Linked DNA regions of Mus musculus: region 1 is linked to region 2. The links are chromatin loops, found by intact Hi-C in ENCODE. Cell type or tissue: left cerebral cortex. All regions are shown on one strand. Links, peaks and the distances in the headings refer to the core of each region. The heading gives the core; the rest is flanking DNA. Region 1 holds the start of Gm36677 (a long non-coding RNA gene). Region 2 overlaps Nsmce2 (NSE2/MMS21 homolog, SMC5-SMC6 complex SUMO ligase).

The links. Hi-C counts contacts between places; a loop is a spot of excess contacts. Peaks named below come from ENCODE experiments on the same cell type or tissue, not always from the same donor. Only the 100,000 strongest peaks of a DNase experiment are listed, where the experiment ranks them.
Region 1: it touches region 2 in a loop (8-fold over the local background); 5 of 42 quality-filtered maps call a loop at or near these places.

Annotation. Positions count from the first base shown.
Region 1 is chr15:59,612,994-59,628,775 of GRCm38, reverse strand. It overlaps Gm36677 (a long non-coding RNA gene), which reads right to left and starts at 10,584. Exons shown (of 3, transcript XR_875371.3): 1 at 8,525-10,584; 2 at 6,682-6,814; 3 at 4,801-6,144. In left cerebral cortex, for the core only: a CTCF peak has its summit at 9,883; DNase peaks (open chromatin) are centred at 6,056, 6,432, 7,218, 10,069 and 1 more place; H3K4me3 peaks cover 808 bases; H3K27ac peaks cover 1,584 bases.
Region 2 is chr15:59,521,657-59,537,438 of GRCm38, reverse strand. All of the region lies in intron 4 of Nsmce2 (NSE2/MMS21 homolog, SMC5-SMC6 complex SUMO ligase), which reads right to left. Among named protein-coding and RNA genes, the nearest start is that of Gm36677, 89 kb to the left of the region's middle. In left cerebral cortex, for the core only: no CTCF peak of the experiment used is centred there; DNase peaks (open chromatin) are centred at 9,661, 10,532, 11,047, 11,319 and 4 more places; H3K27ac peaks cover 3,009 bases.

The DNA.
Region 1 (15,782 bases), core at 3,380-11,379, 91 kb before region 2:
GCCATCCCTGATTGGATGGGGCTCACCCACAGAAGCAAGCCTGGTTTACCTTGTTTAGTCTGTGGTTTGCACGTTAAACTTTCAAACTCCCCATTGTAGAAACTCCCGAAATAATGTTTGGCCAAATAATCTGGGCACTCCATTGCCCAGGTGAGGTGACTTTAAAGCTGGCTGTCACAAATACCTTTGGTGCTTCTTCCAGAGGGTTCTAAGAGCTGTTGGACAGCACCTGCAGGAATAGAAGGATTTCCCCCCAGCAAATGAGAAAAATAACAAGAGGGTTTTCCTTAGAATGAAATGCCTTCAATCCGAAGGATTGTAATTTTTTGTTCTTGTTTGTTTGGGGGTGGTGGTGGTGTGGTGGCTGCTAAACTGTCCTTCCTTTCATGGAAATAGTTCCTCCCCAGCACCCTCCTCCCCATATGATTAGTTTAGATTTTAAATATTCGCTAAAGGCCCCTTTAATCCTCAGTGTACCGCACTGGAACACAGTAGAACTATGCAGAGGTAGGGCCTCGCGACAGGTGCTCGGGACATTGTCCTCAGCTCCTGCCCTGATGGGCAGCCTTAGCACAGGTCTAGAACAATAAGGTAGAAGGGTTGGGCTAGGTTCCCCCTGAGGCAAGGGGCCAAGATAAACCTTTTATCTCTCTGAGTTCATTGTCTCTGGTATTTTGTAAACAAGGATGGAAAAACCTGATTATCAATGTCCTTTCTCGATAAAACAAAATATAGACTTAGCAATACTAGCCCCCACATTTGAAGGGAAATGTTGCTAATGAGTGAAATGCAAGCATTCAGAAGCCTGGGTGTGTGTCCTTTAATAAGAGGTCCCCCAGGAGCATGTGAAATGTAGTTAGTCCAATTTGTTGTAAGTGTAAGCTTTTATGATGCATTTCAAAGCCTTAATACGAATAAAAGGATGTAAAATATCTATTAAAAAAACCAACTATTTTTATATTGATTACATGTTGAAATGTTAATACTTTGGAATATATATTGGGTTGAATAAAATGAATCATTGAAGTTAATTTCTCCTCCTTCTTTATTTTACAAAAAAATGTGGTACCAGGCAATTTGAAACTGTGTGCCTTGGTGGGACGTGTTGCATTTCTGCTGGACAGGATTGGGCTGGTCCTTCCTTGGGGTAGACAGCAGCTTTTGTGGTATAGAAAACCCTCCCAAAATATGGTGGCTTATTAAACAGCAAGCAGGCATTTATGTAACAGTCCTGCTGGGCTCACTTGGGCAGTCCTGCTTCGAATTTACCTTGTCCTCCTCAGCCCCACTGCTCAGTTACCTGTTTCTGCTTCAGTCGACTGGCTGGTGGTTGCTAGGGTGACAGCAATGACTCCAAGGCCAACGCCCAACTGGAGGTCTCAGAGCTCCGTGGAGAAGAGAAGCTGCAGAGTATTGCGAGCCAGGCTTGGGGGGTATCACTTCTGGCATCCCAGCTGTCCGAGACAGGTCAAAGAACCATTTAGACTCAAGATCTGGGCAAACTGTCTCTTTAATGAGCGGTGCTACGAAGAACTACAGCCACTGCTATATTCTCCTTATGCCAACCCCAGTGGCCACAAACAAGGAGGACATAGTCCCTGTCCTCTGGGTCCAGCTCTTTGCTAGGTACTCTTTATGATTTGAATGTACATGTCTACCCTAAAGTAACAGGGACCTTGGACTCAGTTCGGAAGCATTAGGAGCGGGGATTAAGTTGTCAGGAGTCGGCTCTCTAGCCTGGAACGAGTACAGAAGGGCTGGAGAGAATCAGCTTAGGCCCATCTGCCACTGCACTGTTTACTGGGCCAGAAAGCAGTGCCCAAAGGATGTAGCCACAAGGTACCATCTTGGAAGCAGAAAAGTCTCCCGTGAGACACCACACCCGCTAGCACCTTGACCTTCGACCTCTCAGCTTCCAGAAGGCCAAAAGAACAAATTTCTGTTCTTTATGAATTACCCTGTGTGGTGTATTCTGATCTAACAGGGCAAATAGACTGACACAGGCCTTTCCCTTCATAACATAAAATATTAAAAATTATTTTACGAGCCAGGCATGGTGACACACACCATTAATCCCAGGCAGCAAAGGCAGGTGGAGCTCTGAATTTGAGGCCAGCTGGGTCTACAAAAGTGAGGATAGCCAGGGCAACACAGAAACCCCATCTCCAAAAGCCAAATGAAATAGAATAAATTATTTTATGACACTGTTGTAACAAGGCGTGTAACCCAGCCTGGCTTCGTCACTGCACGGCCATCGTGTCTGCTGCATTTATTTTCTTCTGCCTTTTCAAGGAAATAAGAAAACGAATCCCCTCATGGGAGACACCATGCTTCCTCCCCTACTGGAGAGGTCAGGGCAGCTCTTTGTGGCTGAGCAGACATGGAGATCTTGAGCAACTGCTTAGCCACTTTTCCAGGAGCTTTTTTGAGAGGCCAGAGCAGCCAATCATGGAATGGGTTGCTTGTTTCCTCACTTAACTGCACTTTGATTATCTTGCAAAGATATCCAGGGCTCTACCTGGAGTAAGTGGTGAGCCAGTGTCTGCTCCCAGGGACCTTGTGGCAATTAGTGGTCCACATAGTTTTGTTTGTTTGTTTGTTTGTTTGTTTGTTTTTTAGTTTTTCGAGACAGGGTTTCTCTGTATAGCCCTGGCTGTCCTGGAACTCACTTTGTAGACCAGGCTGGCCTTGAACTCAGAAATCCACCTGCCTCTGCCTCCCAAGTGCTGGGATTAAAGGCGTGCACCACCACCGCCTGGCTGTTCCCCATAGTGTTAACAGCACCTGAACCCCTCCTGCATCAGCTGCCTGCTAGAGTCTGAGAGTGGCTTTTCCCACTTCCCAGCCTTTCTGAAGGAGATGGGCTGGGTGTTTTCTTTCTCTACAGTATGAAGTTTACCCAGAAGCAGCAACGGAAGCTTCAAGATGTCCAGGGCTTCTGAGAGAGCATGCCAAGCTAGTTTCCTGGCTCCATGCAAATCCTAACACTGAGGACTGGGTTCTGAGTAATGCAGGGCTCAGCTCCTTATCAGGCTTCCTATCTGACATTTGTGAGAGGCCAGCACAGTGGACACATCAAAGAGATGTACCTCTCCGACAGATATTCAGAATCAAATCACAGGGGTAGGTGGTACGTTGTATCCTGTCCCCTTTCACTGTCTGTTTAGAAGGCATAGTAATTAGCCTTACAGCCTTAAAGTCATGAAGCCCCACCTCTTCTGCACCTTCTGGGAGAGTGCCCGGCCAGGTGGGGAAGGGCTTCCAGTCTTTCTCTGCCAACTGGTTTCTCTGTGACCTGGTTTCCAGCGATTTGGCACACGCTGAGGATCCCTGAGCTCAGAGGGTTGGTTAGTGAGAATCGTTGCGGAAGATGGGAAGCTCCTGGCCATCCTTTAAAGAGGTGCTCTGGCCTCAGACGTGCACAGGAAGGAGGACTCTGATGTTTGTGTTTGGTTTGCCTCAGGTTATGCTGACCCAATAGCAGGCCCCCAGAAGCTGGAATTGACTATAGTGCAGTCTACCCAAGCAAAGGTTGGGCGGAGAGAGTTCAGCTTTGGGAAGTCTCAAAACTTATAGGAATTGTGCAGGAACCCTTCGGGACCCGTGACCTGGGTCTTCACTGCCAATGTCTCCCTGTTCCCAGGAAGGAGCAGCCCCTTTCCCCACTCTCAGACCACACAGGCCATGCTGCAGTCAGCAAAGATCTCCCAGGCCCTGCCCCCCGTGCTAAGAAAACAACCCACAGTGTGTCACCACATGAGGATTAGTGGAATCATTATGAGCTCTGACTTCCCCTGAACAAGCCAGACAGACTGATGACTGAGGCATCCAGAGGGGTGAGTGGAGTTGTCACCAGGTCAGGGAAAGAAAGGTGGCACCAGACCCCTCCCAGAAAGGCCTATCCCCGTGGGAACCCACAGGAAACCCAACCAGGCTCCCATGAAGGTGGCACACCCCCTAACACAACCAGTTAGGCGAATGTGAGGTCAGCAGCTGGCCCAGCCTTGCACATCACTCCACCTGGAGTGCACACACTTACAGCTGGGGAGCTCTGCTCTCCGGGGACCAAGAGTCCCACTGGGGCCAAAGTGAGTCTTTTAGCATTCTCTACGCGCTGTTCCGTGGAGTCCTGGGAAGAACAGGAAAGGGTATTTGTACAGGAGTGCACAGGGGAGGCGTGGGTACCACATGTGCAGCAGGTTCAGGAACTGTGTCTTTGAGTCAGCTTCAACCAATACCTCCCATCTCCCTGCCCCCCCCCCCCACCAGGAGCCAATGCACATCTTAGGGTGTTTAGAAATGAGTCTGGGAATAGAGACAACTGATCAAGAAGACAGCCTATAGAATGGGGAAAAAATATCTGTACCAGCTATACATCTGACAGAGAATTAATATCTACAGCGTGCAAAGAACTAAAACAAACAAAAAAGCAAACGAACAAGTTCAAAATGGGCAGATGAAGTGGACTGACAGACCTCAAAACCGGAAGCGTAAATAGCCAATAAGCACATGGGAAAGTCAACTTCAAAAGCGTTCAGAGAAACGCATATGGAATCTACATGGGGACTACCTTACCTGGCCTGGCTCCGAAAGACAGTCATAAAGAAAACAAACAACAAACGATGCTGGTGGTGATGTGGGCAAAAGAGAGCCCTTAGTCATTGCTAGCGGGACTGGAAACTAAGCTGACTGTGGAAGTCAGCATGTCATTTCTCAATACACAAAAATAGATATTCCATATGATCAGCCATCTCACTTCTTGGTATTTACCCAGGAGGTTCGCTATCAGCCAATCGCGGAGACACTTGCAAATCAATGTTTATTGCAGTACTGTATGAACAGCGGGATGGGTAAGGAAAATGAGGTTTATGTGCACAGTAGACGTTTTCAGGCATAAGCAGGAGCTGTGGAGATGGCTCAGGAGGCAAAGGTGCTTGTCCCCAAAGCCTGCCAAACTGTCCTCGGAACTTACGGAACTCACAGAAAAAAAAAAGTTATATGTACTGGTGACAACAGCAAGGCCAGCTGTCCCCTGCTGAGACGGAAGGTGGGGCATGCCAGCTAGGTCAGGGCACGAAGTATGGTGGGAACAAGGAAGCCCCTGCTAGGTGAGCACTGTGCCAACCGAGGTCTAGCTCTGGTGTGAGTAATCACCCACCTCCCTCCTCTTCTCTTACCTCTCTTTCTCCCTTCCCTTTCTCTTCCATTGTCAGGACCTCCTTTGCACCAGGCAAGGCCCCTGTGTAGAACGTGGCAAGGCTATCGCAACCCGATTGTCCAATAGGAGAAGCTGAGGATTATAAAGGCTGTGACGAGCCACCACCGTTGTCACCCAGCATTTATGTGAGTTCTGAGAATCTGAACTCCAGTTCTTATCTTTGGGTTTGTGTAGTAAGCTCTTTAACCAGTGAGGCTGAGATGGCCTTCTCTCAGCCCTTGGCTTTCTCTCAGACCCTTTTTTGAGGCAGGGTTTCTCTCTCTATGTAGCCCAGGCTGGTCTCAAACTCACAATCCCTCTGTCTCAGCCTCTTGAGTGTTGGAACTTTTGAGTGTATACCATGGTAGGTCCACAGCTAATGTCTGGCAGAAATAAGACTTTGGAGGGAGGAGGGAGGAAGGGACGGTTTCTCCCAATGTGGCTCTGGCCAGGCTCAAGTGACCGCCACTCCCTCACCCCTGCCGAGTAGCCGAGGCTCTAGGCATGTACCACCATATGCAGCTCAGAAATAAGTCTGTACCACTTGTTATAAGCTAGACCCGGGGTCTTCTGTATTCTCCTACCTCTCTGTAGAGGGGTCTCCAGGACATCCTAAATATCCCAAACATGTAATAAGTGGGACAAAGGAGAATCTCATTGTTTTGGACAAGCTTTTTAAAAAAAAAAAAAACAGCCTATAAAATGAGTGTCACATAAATGTATTTCCGTTGCCCTTATTTGAACACTTCCCTCTGGCTCCCCTCACACGTGGGCGTCAGTCTTAATAGGAAAACCATATGCCTTTGTTCCTTTTCAACTTTCTTTGCTGGCAAGAACACAGCCACATGAGGAAAAGGGGAAAGGAAGTGGGGGACGCATTAAGGAAGGAGGAATTCCAGCTTTGAAATAGGGAAGAGTTTCCGGATGGTGTGAGCTGCTCCCAGTGTCTGGAAATGCAAAAAAGGATATGTTTCAAATCTGGAAATCCTGGGGTCCCCTCCTCCCCACAGACTGGCAATGGCCCCTATGCTTCCTGTCCTCTTTGGCTAGTTTCTAATGCATCCCCCCTCCACCCAGGTGCAAGATGACAAGCATAGGGGTTTCCAGGCTAGCTCACTCTTCCCACGGGACCCTAGTGGTATTGACGTAGAGCAGACATAGCAGTTATGAAAGACTGGTTTGCCTTGTGTTCGTTTCCCTGGAAACAGTTCCCGAGATGGGGATGCTCATGTAGGAGGCGTGAGGAGCTCTTGGGAACAACATCCGTGGGGTGAAGGAAGTAGACTGGGTTAATGTGACTGCGACAGAGAACTCAGCAGAGGAGTTGGACCCTTTGCCACTCCCTTACCAAGCTTCTCCAGTAAAGTGGGAGGCTCTACCAAGAGCCTTAGGCAACGTTCCTCCCTGTTGGGGGTGGGGGGGGAGAAGCCCTGCTCAGGTCCTAGTGCTATGTATAGGCAGCCAGCAGGCGCCCTGCAACGTACTCCATGGGCTGGGCGCATGTACTCATCTCTTCTCAGGGCACAGCATAGCCTGTACTCTGCTCTTGGGCTCCAGCCAGTGATGGTTCCTTAGGAAAGGCAGAATTAGCTCCTGGACAGGTTCCTTACTGGCTTCCTGGGACAAACCGATGAAGAAGGTATCACCATACTAAATAGTAATCCTGAGACTTGTCCTAGGCCCTTCACAAGACCGACCGCACGCAGAGGTGTCCCTGTCTACCATCCCTGCTAGACTGTGAGCCTCAGGACAGAGCTCTTTCCATGCCGGGCACTTAGGTCTGTGTCCAGTAGAGGCAGGACCCTGGTCTCTGATGTAGGATAGCTGGTCCTACCCCACCGGCTCAGTTTCCTATCATTCCACAGTGATGTGCTATACTTCAATTTCTGATGTTTCCCTAGGCTTCCGCGAGGACCCTCGTTGGTTCCTCATCAGCCCTGTCATCACGGCTGGAGACCAGGTGTGGTGGGAGGCTAAGACCGAGGCAGGACAACTGCTCCAAATTTGAGGCAAGTCTGGTCTGTGGAGAAGTCTCAGGCCAGGAAAAGCTACATAGTGAGACACTGTCTCTGAAAGCCAAAAATAAAATAAAATAAAATAAAAAATGGAAGATGGAGGAGATGACTCAGTAAAGTTCTTGTGAGGTAACCGTGGGGACCTGACTCCTAGTCTCCAGCACACTACATTAAGGAAAAGTCAAACATGGTGGCACCCCTGTACACTAGTACTGGGGGGCAGGGGGCAACCAAGAGGAGGAGAAAGAGGAGGAGGAAGAAGAGGAGGAGGAGGAAGATGAGGTGGTGATGGTGTGTGTATGTCTGTGTCTCTGTGTGTGTGTATCTGTATCTGTGTGTGTCCCTGTGTCTGTATGTGTCTATGTTTGCATGTGTGTCTGTGTCTATGTATGTATGTATGTGTCTGTGCCTGTGTGTGTCTTTGTGTCTGTATGTATCTATGTATGTATATGTCTCTGTGTGCATGTGTATCTTTGTGTGTGTCTGTGTCTCTGTGTCTCTCTGTGTGTGTGTGCCTGTGTGTGTTTTGTGTCTGTATGTATCTATGTATGTATGTATATGTTTCTTCTGTGTGTATGTGTATCGTTGTGTGTGTCTGTGTCTCTCTGTGTGTGTATGTATGTATATGCATGTGTCTGTGTGTCTGTATCTCTGTGTTTGTATGTGTCTATGTATGTGTGTCTGTATGTGTATCTCTGTGTGTATCTGTATGTATGTATGTATGTATGGATGTATGTATAAAGAGTACGGAAGAGCTCAGGAGAGGGAACTGGAATCCAGCCAGGGCTTTCGTTTCTGAGACTTTGTTTGGTGGAATGATGAGAGCTGGGATGAGAGGCTACAGAGGACAGACAGATAGAAAGGGAAGGTCGGGGAAGGGCACAGCTGGGAGCTGGCCCTCAGCAAGAACACCGGCATCTAAACTGAATAACAAAAACGGTATGTTATTAGCTGACAGAAACCCAAGAGCAGCCCCAGCCTGGCTCAATCTGGGGCGGTGGTGATGCCCTGGCTAAGAAAGTGGTGGTGGCAGAGGCAGCAGCGGCAGCAGCAGCAGCAGCAGGTGATGGTTTCACCTCCCAAAGTCTGAATGGCTGGAGCTTCCTCAATCTTTTCAAGTCTTTGCCCATTTTGCATTTTATTGGTAACATTTTACAGTCTTTAACCGAGCACTCAAACCTTACTACAGAACATAACTCCCCATGAGCTTTCCACCAAATCCAGATCCTACTTCACCTCTTTCATTTGCAGCTCCGTATGTCTTCCTCTGATCAGCTACACTCTTTACACAGTTCTCAAACCCATTATTCACCTTCTTTTAACTTCGAAGTTGGCCCGAGGCTGGCATGGGCCCATGAGATCAAGGAAAGGGTTTTCCACTCAGTAATTTCCGTGGAAATTCTCTCTTCCTCCATTTTTTTTCTCTTGGCTCTTTATTGGCCCGCTTCTCAGCTCTTTCTTAGTGTTTTGACTCTGAAGAGGAAGTTGTGTGTTCTCAGGTTGGGTGACCCCTCCCACCTCCCCGCCCCCTCAAGAAGCAGCTTGCTGAATCTTCCAACTCTCTCCCCAAGTCAGGGCCTCCTGTGTGGTTTGTCTGTATTTATCTCAGTCTGAGGGGAAAGTCTCTGCTTCAAGAGTGGATTCAAATCCCTACGCATTCAAGTTGAGAGGCCAAAGCTGCCAAAGCGGCAGTGCTGACACGTTCACTGGAAGCTTCTGCTCACAAGTGTGGTTGGTCACCTGTTCTGTCGTTGTCGTCTTCGTCCTCATCATCATCTTGGAAACTGGGGCCAGGAGGGACACTTTCCCTGGCCTGTGTGGGTGGTTCCAAGGCTAGCCCCGCCTGATCCCACTGAACACTGAGTCTCGGGATAAGGGGCTGCTAATGGGGCCTGGCAGAGAACATGTACTTTCTCCCCGGGAGCCCACTCCCTTGTTTTAAGTTCTTATTTTGCTCTATAAGAGCACACTAGACAGAGGCTGGTACATGGCCTTGTACCGTCTGACTCCATGGCTACCCCAAGGCATTCGAAAGACCCTTCCACTTTTAGTTCACAAGGAGAGACTCACTCCTACCCTATGGCTGGTCATACAATGCTGGGAGATGCTACTCCAGAACTGTTAAGTTTCAACCTGGGACAAGTGGCAGAAGTGCTTATTTAACATATCGAAGAGTGCCTAGCCTCCAAGTTCTCCCAGCATCCCTCAGTCCTTACCCTGTACAGGGTATGGCTGGCATACCCCACCCTCAACTCTCCAGCCCAGGGGCTGGGCTCCCCCACCCCCAGGCTCTTGGCTATATAATCTAGACATTTTAGTTCCCTGCCCCTTGTTACCTCTGACCTCCAGCTGCTCCCCTCTCTCCCTTCCCTCCCCATTTCTCTACAGGGCTCAGGATCATGAGCACTCTGGATTCTCCCAGATGTTTCTGTCTCTGGCTATGTTCTTTCTCATATCTACAATAAACTTTCTCTTTCTCCATACCTAGGCACAGTCATGTCCTTTCTTTTGCTTTTTATTTCTTTCCCCATCCCCCCTTATTCAAGAATTCCAGTCCAGGCCCTGTTTTGTCCTCTGGCAGTTGGGATGGATAGTTGTGCAAAGATGATAAGAAACTGTTAGCAGGTGTCCATCAAACCTATCTTCTGAAGATTGTGCCTGCCTTGGTGCTACCGTCTCCTTCCTGCAGGGGGAAAAGTCCGGGATTACCCCTCCTGCTACACGTACCACTGTCCCTCTTCTCCCATCTGTCATAGAGCTGAGCTCACGGTGGCTTTTTGTTGTCCTCCTTGGCAAGAAAGGGGAGCTGTGCTGTAGCATCTTGCTCCGTCGTCGGTGGCTCTTAGATTCACCATAGAAGCAGACTTCCAGGCACATGTGACGGGTTTTTCAGATTCAGCTAACGCGCGGCTGGGGAAGACCCACCTGGGATGTGGCTGGCATCGTTCCATGACTGGGGCTCTGGAGTGACTCAGAAGGTGAGCAGCAACTGAGCGAGCCCTTGTTTCTCCTCTCGGTTTCCTGACTGTAGGTGCAGCTTCACCAACTGCCACACGCACACACACACACACAGACACACACACAGACACACACACATACACACACACATGCACTCGCGCCTGTAGCCACGCCTTCCCTGCCAGAGCCCCGAGCCAAAATAAACCCACCCTTCCTTCCTTCCTTCCTTCCTTCCTTCCTTCCTTCCTTCCTTCCTTCCTTCCTTCCTTAAGTTCTTCGGTCAGGTGCTTAGTCACAGCGGTGACAAAGGTAACTTAGACAGAAGTCACAGCCGAGTCCGTCCAGCCCCCCTCCCCACGCTCCACGACAAAGGTAACTAAGATGTCATAGCCGAGTCTGTCCAGCCCCTCCCCCACCCCCACCCCCGGATCCGCCCCGCGCTGGCCCTTTTCAGATTTGGAAATTTTATTAACTCTCAGCACAGCCTCCTTCCAGATTTTCAGTGGCTTACCTGCACCTGGATCCTTTTTCTTATGCTTCGGCCATTTTCTCATCTCATCTCTTCTTTCCCTTCTTTTTCTTTTCCTATCTTCTTGAAAACGGAGAGTTTTCACCTCACCGCTCTTTCCTAAACGGGCCACCAGATGCGTCTAACATTTCTACAGACCCTGGAGACTCAAGACAGAAATTGAGTATTCAGTGCTGTCTTTGGGTCCCTCTGCTGGGACCCCCAAGAAGACCCGTGTGCTCATTTATCTGATCTTTGTCCTTCTAATCCCTTTTTCTGGGGTGCAGCTTCTGGGCTTATGTTGGCTGATCCCATTTCTCCAAATCAGTTCTTTTTCATTGCCGAGTCAAGCCATAAAATATTTCCTGAGTACTGTATCTTGAAGAGTCCCATTGACCTGGAAACACAATTTGACCTTTCATAATAAACCTGAAAACGATCACATTTTGTGGAAAAGCACATTTATTATTTCATGTATACATTTATAAAATCTATTAAAATATTTTTTATATACAATTAACCTGTCTGTTTACTTTACTACAGCAAAATACCTCAGACAAGCTAATTTTATAAGGCAAAGAAGTGTATTTAGTTCAAAGTTCTTGACACTAAAAGAATTGTCAGAATGGGTCCTGCTCTCTCCCTGGCTGTGTCACCTCAATGTGGATAAAGCAGGAGGGAGACATCACATCTTGGGACATGGAAGCCAGAAAGAGATGAGGTACCCACAACTTCTTCTAAGAGCTAAAGACCTGCTTTACCACTTATTAGCTGTAAAGAACAGGATAACCATGCTACCAATCCATGGACCCAAAGAAGCCAAATAACAAGGAGGGACCAAAGGAGGATGCTTGAATCCTTCTCAGAAGGGGAAATAAAATAGATATGGAGGTGGACAGAGGGAGGGAACTGGGTGGGAGAGGGGGTGGGGAGGGGAGCAGAGAGGGGAACGAGGAGGAGGGGATCAGGTGTAGGGAGAGCAGAGGAGAGAACAGGAATTGAAGGGGGCGGGGGGGAGGGGGGACAGTGGGGGATATGGATGCTAGAGCCTCCACTTTCCAAAGCAGGACTCCCAGAGGAGAAATAAGGACAGCAACCCACCCACAAAACCTTCCACCCAAAATGTGTCCTGTCTAGAAGATGTGCAGGGACAAAGAGAGCAGAGGCAGAGGGAATGTCCGAGGAATGACTCACCAAATTTGAGGCCCACCCTATGGGCAAGCACCAATCCCTGACACTATTAATGATACTCTGCTATGCTTGTAGACAGGACCCTAGCATAACTGTTCTCTGAGAGGCTCCACCCAGCAGCCAAAAGAAACAGATACAGGGATCCACAGCCAAGAATTAGATGGAAGCTGAGGAGTCTTGTGGAAGAGTTGGGGAAAAGGACTGAGGGACATGAAGAGGACAGGGACTCCACAGGAGACCCACAGAGTCAACTAAGCTGGACCCTTGGGGACTCCCAGAGACTGAGCTACCAAAGAGCAAGTATGGGCTATACCTTGGCCCCCTGCACATATGTAGTAGAAGTGTAGCTTGGTCTTCCTGTGGGTCCCTCAACACCTGAAGTGGTGGCTGTCCCTGAATCTGTTGCCTGCTTGTGGATCCCATTTGCCTAGCTCAATGGGAGAGGATGCAGCTAGTCCTGCAGTGACTTGATGTGCCAGCCCTGCCCCCCTTCTCAGAGGAGAAAGGGGGGGCTAATACTGGAATGTAAAGTGAATAAATTAAAAAAAGGGGGGGGGGAGCACCACTTGCTAGAAAGCCACTCCAGTCCAGTCCTGATTCTTCCCTGCCTACCCTCAAGTTCCTGAAGGAACCTAAGGTAAGTACTGTACCAAGCTCTCCAGTATTTATCCGACTTTTTTTTTTTTTTGTTTTTTTTGAGACAGGGTTTCTCCGTGTAGCCCTGGCTGACCTGGCACTCACTCTGTAGACCAGGCTGGCCTCGAACTCAGAAATCTGCCTGCCTCTACCTCCCAAGTGCTGGGATTAAAGGTGTGCACCACCACCGCCCGGCTTATCTGACATTTTAAAGGCACATGACATCATCCTGACTGTTTTGAAGCAAGTTGATACTTTGCAATAGTCTTCATACATCCTCAGAAACTCAGGTTCAGGGCACCTGCTTTCTAAATGCAGGGTAGTGCTCCCACTGGACATTATAGCTGTGCTCCCTAGGTTCTGCCCTTTCTCTGTGTACGGTGTTTGACTCCACCTGGCTGGATACAGTTCCAAGAGGCAAGCAGAGTAGAGGACCACTCTTCCAAGCACAGCTAAAGGGCTCTTGGGTGAGGAGAAGCTTATGGAAGCCAGCTTAGGTCACCACTAGTCAGAAACTGAACTTGGCACTCGTCCCCTGAATGTCCAGCTGTTCCAAGAACAATTTGCTTCCCCAAACCTTGCTTCGCAGTGTCCATCTCCATAGAGCTGAAGTGAGCTACAGCGTGGTGTTGCAACCCCAAGCGCCACAGGGAACAGCCCACCCATGGCTTGCATGCACCCTCCTCCGTGGCAGCCCCTCCAAATGAGCCTGGTTTCAGTTTGTCCTCAGGTGAATCATAAGCTGCCAGCCAGCTGTCAGCGCCCCTTAGCTTGTTTTCCTTGGCTGGCATTATACAGCCTCCCTTGACATGTGCTCGCTACAAGTCACACGCTACTTCAAAGACAAACAGATCGGTGGGGGAAATAGATCTGTAGCTGCAAGGACTCCTGGGACTCAAGCTGTCTTCTCCTTGTGAAGTGCCCAAGGCTGGCAGGGGATGTCACCTGCTTCAACACAGGCAGATAGGGACAGATAGGGACATGCTGTTGAGCTCATGTTTACTGTTCAGGAGGTTGACTGGAACTCTCGACTGAGCTCTGATGATGTGACCCAGGGCGAGCAACACTAGGATCCCCAACATGGCATTTGTCCGGCTCAGACTTCTCATGTGAAACTCAGATGCATTGGTCAGCACAAACCACTCTTTGTGGAAGTCAGAGCTGTTGGCCGGCCGCAGTGGGGGTGGGGGTGGGGGTCTAGCACGGCTTGATGGCTAGCCAAAACTTACTTCCTGCTGGAATCGGGGCACTGTCAAGGGACTTCTTAGTTTCAGTGCTGGGTAGGGCGTAGAGGGAGGGTTGTGGGAGAGCCCTGGTGAGTAGGGAAGTTTTGGGCCCCCAGCCCTGCAAGAACCCTCCAGCAAACAGCCAGGAGGATGTTAAGTGTCTCATTTTAAAATGCCTGTCTGGAGCTAGAACTTGGTAGATTGCTTACCTAGCATTCGTGAAGCCTGGGGTTCCTTCCAGTATTCCTAGTAACCAACTGTGGTGATTTCACGTGTCTTATCAGTTAGGAGGAGGCTTTTCAAAAGTGAATTAACCTCTTTCAAAACAATTAAGCAAATAAGGCACAGGCGACAGAAGTCTCATGGGGACTCTTGAACAACTGGTGGTCAGGAAGCAAAGTCTTGGAGACTTCAACACACACACACACAAATATTAACTGAGCCTCGCTCTGAGCGGGTGGGTGACTGGAGGTCTCCATGAAACCCGAGCACTAGCTTCTTCTCTCGTCTCTGACAGAAAGGATGCGAGGGAAGAAAGCATTGTTCTGGCTGAGAGTTTTATCAGGAAGTATCTGCCCCCCATGGCCGGGAAAGCACAACACTGGGAAGGAAGCAGGCCCACGTGCCAGTGACTCCTACCGCCCAGGCTGGATTGGGAAGTAGGAAACACAGGAGGGAACCAGAAAATACAAACTTCCCCCAGCCAGCCTCCCAAAGCGCTGTCACTGAGTGGGAACCAAGTGCTCCAACTCGGGCCTGCGCAGGAGACATTTCCCATTCAAACCATAACACCTTTGCGCTTCCACACGTCCAACACGCATGACACCAAGGTTGTCTTCACCAAGACCTCACTCGAGGCTGGGCCCTGGGAGATAGATGGGAAAAGATGCTCTCAAGAGAGCCATCAAGCCCACGCCATACAGTGAAATCTTACCTGGCCAAGAGAGATCCATCAATCAAATTGGGAGGGATTCCTTCAATGCATACGGAATTTTTTTAAAGCAAAACAAACAAACAAACAAACAAAAGACAAAAATAGAAGTTAAAAGAAGATGGGATATCCAATATTTCATATTTATCTAAGGATCTTCAAAAAAATAGATTTAGTGGCTGGGCGTGGTTACACATACTTACTTTTAATTCCAGCACTAGGGAGGCATATGGATCTCTGTGAGTTCCAGACTAGTTAGATCCTGCTAGATCCTGTCTCAAATCAGCAAAAAATTATTATTTTATTTTATGGGTGTGCTTTGTTTGCATATGTAAGGGCACTGTGTATGTTCCTAGTGTCCTCAGAGGTCAGAAGAGGGTGTCAGATCCTTTGGATCTGGAATTACAGGTTGTGAGCTCCCTTGTGGTTGCTGGGAGCCAAATCCAGGTCCTTTGTAAGCAGTAAGTACCCCTAACCACAGGACAGCGGCTCCGCATTCTGGCTCCCTTGCCTTCGAAGAAAAGGTCTCACTCTATAGACTTGACTGGTCTGGAACTCTTAAAGATCTACCTTCCTCTGGCTCCCAAGTGCTAGGTAGGATTAAAGGAGTGTGTCACTGCAGTCTTTTGAGCTTTTTCAGTTAGACTATCAATCAATCCATCTATCTATCTATCTATCTATCTATCTATCTATTATCTATGCAATAATATTTTTTTTAAAGAAGCCATTAACTTGAGGAGGCATGGGAGGGATTGGAGGGATGAAAGAGAGGGAAATGACATAATCATATTTTAATTAAAAATAAAATAAGCCAGGCGTGGTGGTGCACACCTTTAATCCTAGCAATCGGGAGGCAGAGGCAGGTGGATTTCTGAGTTCGAGGTCAGCCTGGTCTACAAAGTGAGTTCTAACAGCCAGGACTATACAGAGAAACCCTGTCTGGAAAATCCAAAAGAGAAAAAAGAAAAAGAAAAAGAAAAAAAATAGATTTAAGAAAAGGATACAATGTTTAGGAAGCTGTGTTTATTTGTGTATATTTGTGCTCTATGTGGCTCTATCAAGCAAATATGAGTCCATTCAGGTACAGCTTGATGTCACCTGGGAAGTGTGCAGAACCCTG
Region 2 (15,782 bases), core at 3,380-11,379:
CCACTGGTACACAAATGTTCAAGCAGCGTTATTCATCACAGGCAAAAGAGAAAAACAAGCAGAATGACCGCCAGCTCGTGAGTCAACAATGTGGCGTGTCCATACAATGGGTTAAAGGCATGAAGAGGAATGTGTGGACACATGCTTCCACATGGATGACACTGGAAAGCATCATGCCTAGTCAGGGAAGCCAGACACACCAGACCACACCAACACATTTGTATGCGATATCCAAATGGCACGTCTACAGAGATACAAAGTCCACTTGCAGCGGCTAGCGCTGGGGGGCCTGGAAGAAAACGGGAAGTGAATACTAACAGAGGGTTTCTTGTGATTGTTGTCAAGATGGTCGCACAGCTTTGAAGACTTGTAAAATTCACTCTGAACAGGTGAGTTGTATGTGGTTCTATCAAAGCTAAAGCGAAAGACTCACAGGACGTCAGATAAGAGAAAAGATGACTATGTGATGTAGGGTCCCAGCATCATTGTCTCCTGTCCGGCTCACTAGCTGCAGACCTAAGGGATGGGCTCCTTATCATGGTGGCCTGTCATGTTGAAGACATGAAGACCCTGTTTCTATCACTCACCTCTGTGAGCTGGATGAGTGCACTTTCCTCACTATGGCATTTAAAAGCATTTGTGTGACGCTTTGCACAGGGCAGATGCCCAGGCATCTTTTAGTGAACTGTTAAATGTCCAGCTCAAACTCAACTAAACTGTAAAACTGACTGACTTGACAGTCACGCTGTGCTATATGGGGGTGGGGAGGAGCTACTCAGACCCAACTCGAGGCCTTGAAAACCCAAGCAGTTTTGTTTGCAATAGGGTTCCTGCTCTTAAACTTCCCAGTCTGAATCTCTCCATATAAACTTCCTGGCTGGGGGTTTTCTGATGTGGATTAATGGACTAGATCCCAGAGAATTTAAGGTGAAATAGCACTCTATTTTCCTATTATTTAAGGTTAGAACCCTTACCCCCCAACCCTTGTGATGTTTGTCTCTCTGGTGTCTTAATTCCTGCATTGTAGCTTGATGCTTAGGAGGTCACAGATTTAAGTTCATAGTTGGATTCTGTCCCAGGCAGACAAAAGCTCCATGGGACAGAGTCTAACTGTGCCATTAAATCGCTGTTCAAACTCTGGCAAGTTGTTTGATGGCTCTTTATTTGTAAAATAAGAGCAATACACAGGGGTTGATATGAGCGCAAACAAACTTTGCATGGCACATAGGAGGCAGCTAAGTGCTCTGTGCTATAAGCTAGTGTAGAAGTAGAATGGCCTTCTATGGGAAGCCTTTGGGTCACTGAGGACACACCCACAGAGGACTGACTGCAGGACTTGGGTCTTTTCTGTCTCTCTCACTCCCTAGCCGCAGGCTGGAGTTTGCTCTGCCACACACTCTTACCATACGTGCTGCCTTGCAACAGTCCCTAAGCAACAGGGCTCAACAGTCACCAGGGACTGGGACCTCCACAGCGCAGAGATACATACTTTCCTCCTATAATGACTGTCTCAGGTTCTCGTTACAGAAACAGAAACACATACCCCCCCCCCCACCGACCCCCACCCCCCCCCAAACGTATGCACCCTTGCATGCACCCCACAGTGCCATACTATGGGGATATTCAACAAGTGTTCACCTGTCAATCTTGTAAACTAGCTCTGCTGTGACCCACCTGCAGAAGACTCAGCGCAGCGGGGCTGTGCAGAGACGGAATGCCTATCAGTCTTCTGACCCGGGCTGAGCACTTTTCAGCCTCTATAAACTCTCACCCTCGTCTGGATTTCTCAGTGGACAGAACCAGGGAGTCACAGGTGACCTGTGGAAGCTATTACCACTACCTGTAGTACTAGAGAGGTAAGGTGACCCACTGAATTTCAACTATCATTTTTTTTTTTTTTTGCCAAATAACTTTGAAACAATTTGAATTATTTTCAATAAAATTCTTTTGAAGACAAAAAGGACCCTTGGCCTATTTTTTTTTAAACAATATTTTCCTTTCCTAATGCTTCCATAGCCTCTCAAATCTCCATCCTAATAGTATGGCAAACACTGAAAATACGAATGTTTTCCTCCAGGGTCCTGACTATTTATTTCTCCAAGCTCCTTAGAGACCAGTGTTACCACACCTGTGTGACTCACCCCTGAAATACATCGTGATGATGTAATGGATGCTTTCTGGTACAGACCTGGTCCAAGCTCACTCTTGTCCCTTGCACCAGCTTGGATGGAGGGGATTCAGGATGATGGAGTCATACATGGAAGGTGCCCAGGACTCCAGATAACCTCATGGAACTGACATGTCCTCATCTACACTGAACTACACTAAACCTATAGTAATAAGCCCTGAGCTCAGGAGCTGTTTATACAGACGCTTCAAATAACCACTAACAGGAGTTGCTCTAATTAATAAAGCTAGGTAAAAGGCTGTTAACTACTATTAGATCTGGTTTGCTTGCAGAGTAGATTTCTCAGCTGGTATTGGCAACCACTATATTGGCACAGCTCCCAAACCTCACATATCCTACATTCTTTCAGCCTGGTCCTTTACCATCACCAGGTGGACTGTAGACAATCCATCAGACTGGCAAAACACATTCTAGCATAGCTTTAGCAACTGCCTAATTGTCCCATAGAGAAAATGTCTTTCAGTCTGTGTTACTTATAAAATTTTAGTCCAAATCTCCTTATAGAGTTGACTGAATTAGTAACTCCAACCATACACTTAACTGCTTGTTACTACCAGAATTTATTTATAATTATATCAAACTCTGGGCTGGGAGCATATCAATTTAAAATTGGAAAGTAAAAACTAAAAATTTCAGTCAATACTAAAGTTGCCAACCAATATTAGTGGCATGTATTTTATCTATTTTTATAAAAACCTTTTAGTAGCTAATATTTTCAATGAACCAGTAAATGTTTAAATGCATACCACAGAGTTTATGTGTATGCTGAAATTATGAATAGATAAAATGTAAACAGAATCGTATGATTACCACTGCCATCCCCTTGGTTTTAATGCCTGTAGAAAGGTTTTGTTCTCATGTCCGTCTCTCCTTCCCTCCCCATCTTAACTTCCTTTGTAAACTACAATTCTGCTTTGGATTTATTCAGACATTTATTGCCTATATGTATTACCAGGAAGGCAGCAAATATTTTCTTCTGCTAATTGAATAGTAGCACCGAGAGCGTCTGTAGTCGGGCACTTCTCTGTGTTCTCTCTGTTCTCCAGAATGAAGAGTGAGCCCCTGAGCTAGAACCTGGCATCAAGGTGAGTCACTAGGTGGCAGACCCTGGCCATCAGGCTATAAACCATTTTCCCGACGAATGTTACTACAGAGTACTTTTCATGTTATACTTCCTCGGAGTCTGGTGGTGAAAGGGTGGTCGGTCAGTCCAGCACATAACCACCCATCTCCGGTGAATCTGGGTGGATGCTATGGTATCATATTTCCATCACATGGCCCTGTCTCCTTGGCTACAGTTGCTGGGACCGCAGTGGATTCCTGACTTATGCCACATGAACCAACTTCTCTTCTGAGAGGCTGAAATTGGAACTGAGACTCTAATTCAGGATGGATTCTTTAGCTGAACTGAAAGAGGACACAAAACCTTCAGTGGTAAAAGGAAGCCATCTTTTGCCAGATGGCCAGAGAGGCTAGTTTAGAGAGGAATAAAGAGGCAATTCATGAGGAAAATGTAGGTATTCTAGGAAGAGTGATGACATCCATTTCTAACGCTTGCTTTAGGCCTTTCTCTCATGACAAACACCATTTTCCCCAATGTTTAAATTTGTAATTCCATTATTTTGCTATAGCTACCCTGTGTTAGTATCTTTTTACTTTAATAATAACTTGGAGATTGGTCTAATTGTTTTGAATATTAAATCCCCTTTCCACATTTTTAAAAAGATTTTTTAATTTTTTAATTTTTATGAGTGCACTGCAGCTGTCTTCAGACACACACTAAAAGAGTGCGTCGGATCTCCGCGTGGTTGCTCAGAATTGAACTCAGGACCTCTGGAAGAGCAGTCAGTGCTCCTAACCGCTGAGCCATCTCTCCAGTCCCTATTTCCATATTTTTATAACATCGGTCTATTAGCAGACAGTGCAACTTTTCTCGATGTCATGAAAACACTGCTTATGTCAGTTTTCATATTCAGGGCTTCTGATTACACTTCTAAGGTACTTGCCTAAAACTTAGTGACTTTTTATAATACAGCCTCATTTCATTCAAAGGAAGAACATCAAAACCCAACACCCTTTAAACTTCACACACAGACACAAAATACTATCACATGTGTATACCAGCTTTTGTGACTAGTTTGCATTCAGGGTAGAAGTTACCTCGTCTTCTAAACATCAATGGCATATGTGACTCATAAACAAGAAGCTTTGATAATCTATGCTTTGACTGGGACAGTGACTGGGCAGCTGTTCTGGTTAACTGAAGCAGGTAGAATTTGAACGCAACTCAAATACAAGAATGGCTCTCAGGTTGAACTCAAGAGACTTAAAGTGTATATTCAGGGGTGAGGTGGGTGGGAAGACATCTGCTCTACAGAGAGTTCAACAGTAGTACACCCACAAACATCTGGCGATTTCGATGTATACCCCCTCGTTATTCATTAAAAGCTAGAAGGTAGAGCTAGGCTAGGCACGATGAACAATGGAGTACATGACTGATAGGTGCCATGCCAGGGGCATCTAAATCCTCCTTCTGGTGGGACAGAGAGCTGAGTGTAAGAGAGTAAGCAGGAACAGACAAGAGTGAGAATGAAGGTAGAGAAGAGATCCAAGATGGAACTGATACCTGTCAATATCCTACTGTACAAAAAAAGGTAGACTGAATAAGAACTTGCAGACTTCCCAAGGACCGCACCCCCTGCCTAATTTCCAATACATTTCACACACTCTTGATTATTTTAGAAAGTCTCATCCTGTTCAACAAATATTTAATGGGGACATGGTAAGCTTTAGGTACTTCTGTAGACAGAGGAAGTATGAAGATTGAATTAAGAGAAGAGTATTTATCGTAAAGAAACACCAGTGGTAATGCCTGAAGTTCTGATGGACAAAGAACTCACTCTAACAACAGAAAACAGGGAAGTATTGCAGACACAAAGGATAACTGCCAGAGAAAGAGCTCTCACTGTGTGAGAGGACATCTGAGACAAACCTAAGGAGCCACAGAACTGAGCAGTGCTTCCAGGCAGTGGAGGACAAAGGCTGGACTCATATTGATGGTGGTGCTCTGTGGAGTGGATGATGACCTAACTGATGGAGGGACTGCAGGACGGAAGGGGGCCACAGTGACACTGGAATGCTCCTAAGATATCCCAAAGGAGACAGAAAGGAGCAGTAAGGTTAAGATCAGAGGAGAGACCTCATTTGACAGCATGTGGGTGGGATGGCGGCTGCAGCCATAGCAACTCCAGAAATGACCAGTCAGAGACAGTACAGAAGGGTAAATGTCAGGAAGACAATCCTGACCAACTGTACCTGCAGGGCAGCTGTAGGCGTTAAGAAGGAACCCAAGCAGAGATTACAAAGGGGGAGTGAGAACACTAAGTCATTAGATGAACCACTGCAGTGGGCATACCTTTGCTCTTGAAAACTCAGAAGGGTGAAGAAGAAATATATATTGAGCCCAGGAGTTAGACGTCAGTCTGGGCAACACACCAACAAACTCACAAACAGTGACTGGAAATATTTAAGAGATGGAGGCTTAGTTAAGACAGAACGGAAACTTGGGCGGACTGCAGCCATGGAGCACATTCTCAGAGAGATTTCACTACATGGTGGAGGCACTCAGGATACTGTGTTTACTCAAGAGTGAGGCCTCTCCTTTGAGCAGGAGGAAGAGAAGCAGCCTCAGCCACATACAGAAAGCCTCTGTTGCCCTTCCTTTTGGAAGGAGAGACTTGAGTGAACGTGTAGGCTGAGAGTGAAGGAAGCGAGCTGATGACTCAGTGAGAGGGACTGTGAGGAAAGGTCCTGGGGAAGCAGGCTTTCCTAGTTAGGGCATCTACTGAACGACGGCCTCTTGCTGGGAGAGCTGTACAAAGACATACGTGCCAAGACCTCTCACTCTCTGTGGAAGTCAGAGGCAACAGGTACATGGCAGTGTGTGCCATGGGATTCACAGCAAAACCAGAGATGCAAACTCTGTATGGTATTAATTCCAAGGTTTCTGACATGACTGGTAAAATCCTACAGATGAAGGGCATGTGTGGTGGGATTAGAGGAAGGTCACTCGACCCCTGAGGTTCTGGGATAGATAACCACCAGACAGGCAGGTTTTTCTTAGGATAAAAAGGAACTAGACTGCATCTGAATCTCAGCTTTGCTGGAAATAGATTCTTGGCTTTGAGCAATGTCTTCTGCCAACTGCTCTAGGTCTCAGTTGCTTCACCTACCAAATGGAGGGAGACTTAGTGAGGCGTGGGCCGTTCAGAGATGTGAAAGAATCTGAACACCCTGAAACAAACTGGGCAGATATTATAGACTCATACCCTACCTCCTCCCTCACTTCCCTCCTACTATTACTAATCATTAGTATGATCATTAACCTATTAGCATGACAACTTTCAGCGTGACTGGTAACTTCCTCTTGTTTTCTCAAAGTTTTGTAGCCCTGAGAAAAAGCTACAAAGTTGCATATTCACAGTGGAGTCAGTGAAATTAGTTTTCCCAGGCACTGAACAGCAGGAAACACATGCTGCAAGCAAGCACTGTCCTTGGAGGAAGTTGTTGGACAATGGGAAATGGGGACTGTGGGAAGAGACTCTGAGGAACATTCCAATGGTAAAGGACTAAAGTTGTACTTAAGACACACCTGGCATACGTGTAACCTTGGACAACTCCAGATCACCATCCAACTTCAGGCAGCTCATCTATGAATTGGGACTAGCTGGGACAATAACCTATACTCATAGGATAACAATGATTAAACACAAATTTGCATGCATATATGTACAAAGATTTTCTAGAATATTACAAGCGCTCCATAAACTACAGTTATTGAAACGTGTATGTTGTCATACACTGGGGTCATTAATTGATACCCACTGTATGCCAGACAATGCTAAAAGCTTTAAAGGCCGAATAGTACCTGAAATAAAATGTGCATCATGTTACTTAGCCTTTAAAAGAAAGGAGACACTGTCTACCCTCTTCTTTGAATTCTCAGAATATGAAACCAGTCTCAGCCAAGTATGGACACTTAGGAGCTACTGAGAAGGACAGGAAGGAAGGACAGATGTTGCCTCAGTCCCCAAAGCTCATGTGTTAGAAACACAATGCAATGTAACGGTAACAGTGTCAACAGATGGGACGTTCAACAATTTTCTAAACCAGGAGGGCCCTTTCCCCATGAGTGGATCGGCACTCTTGAGAGTAGACTGTGAGTTCAGCAGGCTGAGGGTATAGTGTAGTGGTAGAAAGCTTGCCTGACATTCATTAAGAACATGGATTTGATATCCAGTAGCACCACCCCAAAAAAACAAAAACAAAAAACCAAGAACAACAAAAACCAACCAAACAAACAAACAAAAACAATCCAACCAGCCAACAGTAGCAGCCGCAACACAACAGCAAAGCTCTTCTGAATCCCACCTTTAGATGGCACGATGTAATGTCCCTTGCCAGTTTCTAGCACCGTGACACTAGGTTCCCCAGTAGCCACAATGGTGAGAAATAAATTGCTTTATCAATTACCCAGTCACAGAGTTCTGCTACAGAAACACAAAACAGACTAAGATAGATGGTGAGAGGTGCTAACTGGGGTGCCTGGAATGTCAAATCGAAACAGGGCATCCTGGGAATACTGGTGTGATGAAGACGTCCTGCAAAAGCCCGCTGTGCCGGGTCATTAACACTTCAGTTTTGTGGAGACAAGGTCTCCTGCAGCCCAGGTTGGCCTCAGAGTCCTTCTGCAGCAGAGGAGAACCTTGAGTCTTCTGCTTCCACCTCCCAAGTCCTGGGAGTATAGGTGGTGCACTACCATGTCTGTTCTATGCCGTGCTGGGGACATTACACATGTATGGGAGCACTCTACCAAGTGAGCTACACTGTCAGCCTGACACCATTCATTCCTACCCCCGCCCCCCATCCTGGTATACTAGCTCTCTGCACCCAGAAAGTGGCAATGGACTAGTTGTGTTTTGAGTCTGCTAATAAAGACCACTCAAGGCAAACATCTGTTGCTTTCCAGAGCAAACCATAAATACTCTAGATTTAGGTTATTTGAATGGCATGTTCTTTCTGATCTAGTTCAATTGATACTTGAGTACTGCTCTGCAAGTTTATTTGTCTTACGTTCTAATTATATTTAGAACTCTTTTCACACTGCATCATTCAAACAGATGCCTGGACAGCTGTTGTGATTTTTTTCCTAGAGTTTCACTAAGATGTAGATTTCAGTAAGGTTTTTAAAAATAAACGACACAGGTGTTATCTATGAGTCAATTGGCACATTAGCTATAAAAATAAGGATGTTAGGGAAATGGGGTTTTCAGTGTTTTGACCAATCTATTTTCATTTGGTTGTATCCCCCACCCACCCCCAAATAAAAATCAACTGCTCCTGGGACTATATATCACAGTCTTGGCTATTGTTCTAATATTATCATGGAATGGAATAATTCAACAAGGCCCTTTCCAGAGACTGAAATCCCACCAACACTGATGGGGGACTGTGCAGACACTATGCAAATTCTTTCATGCCCTATAATGTTTCTTTCAGGAGGTCTAAAGACACTGAAAGCAAATTGCATAACATGTCTCGAATGTCAGAAGCGACAGAGACAGCTGAAATTCCTGAACACACACGAATGACTTCTCATGGGGTCTGAGCAGTGCTGGGCAAACATGGAAAGGTTCTACCCCATGTCTTCACTTTTGAAACAAGGTTTCACACCAAACAATACTTTGCATTTGTGAAACCTTTATGTGCATTCACATGTAATTACATTTTACCTTTGGGTTTTCTTGCCCATATTGATCTTTACAGAGATCACCAAGCAGAATCTAGAGGGCACAATTACTAACAGGCACAGCCGTGGTTGGCCTCAGGCCTTTTGTAATTACAAACAGTAGCAGGGGCAGTAGTTAATAACTGCAATGCATTTGCCACGCGTGAGGTCCTGAATATTTGATGTAATCACTGAAACGCTAGGATGCAGATATTATTACCAAGGGTGGAATATCACATACCACGAAACTGTTTCATACACAAATTATTAGAATATTGCATAAAATTATCTTTAACCCACATGTATAGGCTAATTATTGAAAACAATGTTAATACATTTTAAGTTGAAACTTGGGTCCTGTCCCTAATTTATCATATTATATACATGCAAAAATGGTGATATCTGAAGACTCCTCCAACACTGTGTGTCTGAGGCCTTTGGATAAGGACTACTTAACCTGTATGACTGTTACTCAGAGAAGCAGAAAGCAAGACCACAGAGAGGCCAAGGAATATGGTGGTGATACCACTGCTGTCACAAAGCATGCCAAGGTTTACGCCGGCACAGGCTTTCTGCTTGCTCTTTCAACAGCTCTGCTAGACTGACCTCCGACAAGCACAGCTGCGCTCATCCAAATCTCGCCGTTTCCATCCATGACTCAGGCAAAATTACTTGCAAGAAGCCAGGGCTACCCAAGAGGCTCCACACTGCTACACTCAAGGTTGCAGTACAGGTCTGTGATGCTGTGGCGTCCTGCTTCTGCACAGTGGCAGATACTTTGAAGACATGAGCTGGTTAGTACTCTTACTGCCTAAGCGCTGGGTGTCACACAGCTGGTGTACTGAAACTGTCTCTGGAAACGATCAAGTCTTCATCAGCAGAGAGTATTGACTTTCTTTGGGTTATACCTCTCTTAAAATTAAAACACAAAATCAACAATTTGAAAAGCTAAATATCAACTCTTAAATCGGAGCAATTAGCATACCATATAAGACCTACCAATCATATATAACCTGTAATTTGTAAATAGGCTTTGTTCAGTGCTTTGAAAAATGTAATCAGTAGTGAATATTTAAAAAGCAAAATACCAATTTTCATTTTCTCTAGAAAAACTATCATTGAGAGCAGTAGCCAGGGCAGGCAGGGCATCTGTTCTTCAGCACAGTGCCTACAAAGGCAGCAGACTGCTCGTGTACTCTGTGTCCTGGACTCTGTAGTGCAGAGTGTGCTGAGCCCCTCAGAGGATGACCTGGAAGTGCGCCAGAGTCCATGGAGACTCCTGTTCTCCCCTCACTACTCTGCCAGTCTCGCTGGGTCGTGCAGTGAGTGGTATTCACTCATTTTTAGTGACTGTGATGGTTAATCTTCACTGTAAACTTCACTTGATTTAGAATCACCATGGAAACACGCCTTTGAGTGTATCTATGAGGGCATTTCCAGAAAGGTTCAACTTAGAAGGGAAGACTTATCCCTGAATGTGAACAACTCCACTGCAAGTCCTGTTCATGGCTCTAGGGTGGATGACCCATCCTGCTATGCTATGCTGCCCTCTCTGCACCGTGAGGGAAACTCGCTAACTAGATCATACCCACAGACTTTAAGGAAGAAAGCAGGTTGCTGGTCAAAAGTTCTGAGTCCTTTAAGGCCATTTAATTTGTTTATGATTGTCACAAAGATTGTAGGCAGGGAGAACAGCTGAGACTGCATTCGCTGACCTATTCTGGAGATACCAGCAAGCTTCTTCCTGGGAAATGACGATGGTCTCCTGCCTGCAGCTGAGCTACTGTGAGGAAGATTATAACTGTGTCAGGCAGGGGCTGGAGGCAAGCACGCACTTGAAAAATTATTAAATTTATACATACAGTCACAAATGAACTACACCTATAATGCAATGCCCTTCACCAAATTGGATGTTCTAGTGTTTCTAATTATTTCTAACTAAAAGTGTTTCCTCAATTAGTCAACAAGTTGCTACTAAATCAAGTGCCTGAAATAAGTAATCTACATAATGTAAGGGTTTTTCCTGTCTGGGCCCCAAACAACTACTAAAAGCACAGGTGGGGGGTAAAAGTATCGCTAGAATGAGTCATCAGAACCGGTTTATACTATAACCAGCTGAACTTTAAATAGAACCTTTTTATTTTAAAATGAGCTTAGCACAACCATTTCTAAATGGTATTTTTTGTCTTAATACTGTGTACAATGAGAGGCAGTATGCAATGTTCACATTGTTAAAAAGAAAATCCTGATTGTTGGAATGGCTGCAGTCAACCCAGCTGTATTGTCTCAAATAAGCAGATGGCACAAAGGCTAATAGAGCGTTCAGTGAAAGAGCACAATAGGGCTAGCAGCTGCTGCAAACACAGGACACCTCCATGACACTAGAACAGCTCTGACAGTCCAGATCCACTTCCCGCATCTAGAAAGGCGGTTGCTGAGGAGGTACTGGGGCTTAGTTCTCTCTCCTCAGAAGCCAAAGGTTTATCAGGAACTCTTACCAAGGGTGGGAAGGGTTAGCGCTTGGCGAGCTTGCAATATCCATGTTCCTGCCTGTGCTACTAATAAGGAAGTGCTGAAAAATCACCATCACCATGTGTTAACTCAGAGCTGGGGGCGGGGGGGGGGGGGTTACACAAACAGTTCTCAGCTATGTGTCCGTCAACAAATCATCAACAACTACTCGATGAGAACAGAAAGGTGGTTTCTGCCCTTGGGGAACTTATTCTGAGATAGGAAATAAGAAGTGACAAACGACTGGGTGTGGTAGCTCATACCTGTAAAACTCATCACTTAGGGGACCGAGCCAGGATTGGCTTGATTTCCAGGCCAGCCTGGGCTACACAGTGAGACTTTCTCAACAAAACCAAACCAAAACAGAGACAAATCACACCAACAAACATGGTCCCTGTTCCAAGATCACTAACTTATGAACGGGGCCCCATGACTGGACTCAGGTTACCAAACCACCCGGCTCCTACGAGGTGACTTTCACAAGGACAAATACTTTCATGGCTGACAAAAGATCACTTTAGTCAAAGAGGGAGAAGTGTTAGAATTGTAGAATGTCCCTAGCCAAGCAAGCTCTCTACTGAAATGGCAGGTGAGCACGGGAAGCAGCCAGAGCTGTGCTCGTGTACACTGATTTCCTGACAAGGTTGGATGACACACTAGACTATTTTTAAAAATTATATGCTAGGATTTCAATCTGACTAGTGATTCAACTCAACTTCAAAAAAGAAGGAAGCTCACAGCAGTCTTTCTGTCTTGCTAAGCTTCTGCTGTTCCTGTCAGTCAGTCAGCGCCCAAATCCCAGACCTTTGCATTTGATGCAAATGTAGGCAGTCCTGACATGACTTACTCCTGGCCAGAGACTGCATTCTCTCTCTTAATAAAATGTGTGTACACAACAGACCTCACTATACATTTATTTCAGAGAAGACCTACGATGGTCCCCGAACGCTTCAGTAATGAGACCTTTCCATAAGAAAGCTACTTTTCTAACATCAGCATGGAGAAAGTTAAGGTTCCTGCGGCCCACCAGCCATGTGCTTGCACAGGGGAAAACCCAAGCCTTGAACTATCTCAGAGCTCCATCTGTTCTAACCGCCTCAAGCTACGGCTCAGCTCCCAGGTGCACCGAACCACATCTATCAAAATATTTACCCCTAAAATAACTTTGTAATAAGAGCGGAATGTCCTTTTTGATGATTTCCTTTGAAAAATACATACGTATTTAACCGGCAACTCCAAACTTTCAGAGAGGGCAGATTCCATGAATCTACGTAATAAAAGCCTCCCTTCACACTGTTATAGTTGCTCTACTATGAAGATTTACAAGCACAGAGCTTTATATGGCTTACATTTCCACATTTGTCTGTTTTGACTCTTGGCCTCCATATGATGGCAAGGATAGAGTGAGCCTTTAACAGAAATGCCACACTAAGGCTACAAGCTGCCAGTGAAAGCTACAAGATCTCTTGGCAATTTTTGGACAGGTTCAGGTGAATTTCAGCATCTGGGACTGGCATGTGTATTACAGATGGAAAAAGCAAAACAATACCCAAAGAAAGAGAAAAGCGGTCCTCCCAATTGAAGCAAAATCATACCAAAATCTACCCACCTCCCAGCCTCGGCCCAGCACTGAGGAAATACCTCTGCCATACTGTCAAAGCATAATCAGTTCCTAAAACAATGGCTCAGCGTTTGAGTCACCCAGAGCGTGAAGGGCAAGTGAAAGGTCAGTTCCGGCATGCTCCCACAAAGCAAACACGGAGCTTGAGCCAGCACCAGCCAGGCCTTGGCATGGCAACCACAGGGCTCGCTCACTTCAGCAACCCATGGGTTCTGCCCTCAGGCTTCTCCAGACCCCCCCCCCCCCCCACACACACACACACACTTCCTCTCCTCCAAAGGAACCAGGGAAAGCTGAGAAGCAAACCTGAGAGGAGGGCCAGGCCTGCTCAGAAGCAGCCCTCCATGCCACTGGAGAACCCAAAGATGGTGCAGTGCCTCCAGAACCAGTGGTCCTAGCTCCCAGAAGCTTCTGGAATTCCTTATGAGTACTTACTAGAACACCTTTCTTTCTCCCCGCCAGTCATTTCACTATAATCAACTAAAATCTGCACATGGTGGACACTGACAATGGATTTTTAAAGATCCCAAGTATGCTTATTATTTTAGATTCTCTGCCACTGACATTATATTTAACATCAAAAGTTGTACTAAAAAGTCAATTAAAATAATTTTCTAGCCAAAAATTTTTCAAAGAATTTTTGCGGATTTTTTGTCTTGGAACTCTTGGTCTTGGAACTCTCGGTGGCTGGCTATTCTTTTAATTTACAGTCTGCAGAGATGTCTTAGTAAGCACATGCGAGTTAAGCACTTAAAGAAGATGACAAAATCTTTGTTTATATGCAAACATATGTATGTATTTATCTGCAAACACACATTTAAACCTGTGATTGCTTTTGAGGTCTTTACAAAGAGGCTTCTCAGTTAGTCACCATATTCGTCATATCTAAGGACTACCAGTGCTTGACTGGAAGAGGCAGACAGGCTACTGGAGAAGGGGAGGCCCTCTGCAGGGAACAACAGAAAGATGCAAGTGAGATCTGAAGAACAGCCTAGTGATGAAGACGTTACCAGACTCATGTCCCAGAGCCTCCAACTCAGCAGACGGGAAATGGTCACTACGCAACAATCCCTTATGTATGTCCAACAAGGGTCACATAAAAGAAGAAACACTTCCACCCACCTGAGGAACTCATAACTTGTCTGAGGTTATAGAGCTAAGACTGGCATATGGAGTGTGAGACAGAAAGTGAAAACTGTCAAAGACCCCACATACCAGAAGCCCTCATGTAAGCAGTGGCAAGGAGGAGGGCGTAATGCACCTGGCACAGGAGCCACGCACAATGTCATTTCTGTAGAGACGCCCATGAGTGAACAGTGCCATGGAAGGCTAGGGGCATACTAAGGCTTTTCAGAAGTGACGGCATCGAGCAGGCTTGTGAAAGACAGGAAGTTCTTCCCCCTACAAGCAGAGTGACTTCTATGAGTTTTCTCTGCACATACGTATCAGGGATGACAGCACTAACTTCACTGGGCTTCTAGGGATGAGAAGAAAATAGACGCTGATGAATATACACAATGAAACCTTAAAAAGGAAATGCGTACATGCACATAGAACAGCAGCAGGGTCCAATCTACTCTCCTTTGTCTTTTGGCTTCTTCTCTGTTCAAATGTTCGTGGGCTTTCCACCATGGCAGACACTGTACCAGGCACTGTGTACATCATCAGGGAAAATACATGAAACATCGTTGTGTGCTCTTATCTAAGTGATATTCTGTAGCCAGAGATAGGAGGACAGCGGAGTGGGCAGAAGATGCAGTGTGACCAAAAGTAAAGCAAGAAGTAGGGCCTCAAAACAACCAGTCCTTTGCTCTGCAGAAGCAAGCGAGAAGGGGACTTGCCATCAGAGGGACTCATGGAAGGCCGCCAGGGAACAGGAAACGGGCTCAGCAACAGTATGGCAGAAGAGAAGATCTGAACGAGTTTAGTTTTGCTCCGCTGGTAAGGGCTCCCTGGAAGACTATAATGAAGCCATGCCTGGCAATGGCAGCTCACAGGGTTGGGAGCTGGGCAGATTAGGTGATCTTTGTCTGAGCAGCCAGTCTGTAGAAGGCTCAATCTGGAAGAGCTTGTGTTTCAGTTAAGAGTCCTGGAGCACTGGAGCAGGACAAAAGACAGGGGCTGGCTGGACCGATGGCACAGTGGGAGGTGAGGTGATCAAAGGAGCACAGAGTGCTGGTGACTGCTCTAGTAAATGGGCCAAGTATGCAGTGTAGGTTGGGCTGAATCACCGAGATGAGCAGCAGAGAACCAATAAATAACAGCTCCTGTCTTCCCTCCTTCCTGAGAGCACTGGAGGTCCATGTACAGAACATTTTGGAGGCCCAGGAAAGGAATGCAAAACTGGAAGAGCCAGGAGGGTGAACACCTACCGTGGCAGATCTTGGACAGTAAAATGAACAATAGAAATGACTAGGATTCAGAGGGTCAGGAGGTCGTGAGGTGAGGCTAGCCCACTGATCTGCTTGGCTATAACCTGGTCACAGCCTATGGACGACTCGGGAGAAGCAGAGAGTAGTATCTCTTTCCTGGAGTTCACAGCCCACAGGCAACAGTGTTTTAACCTTTAACTGTAATATGGTGATAATCGTGGCCAAGAATCAGGCACAGGACAGCCGGGGCATGACGGGGGAGCAGGTGATAATACGAGGGAAAGCAAGAGAAATTTCACAGAA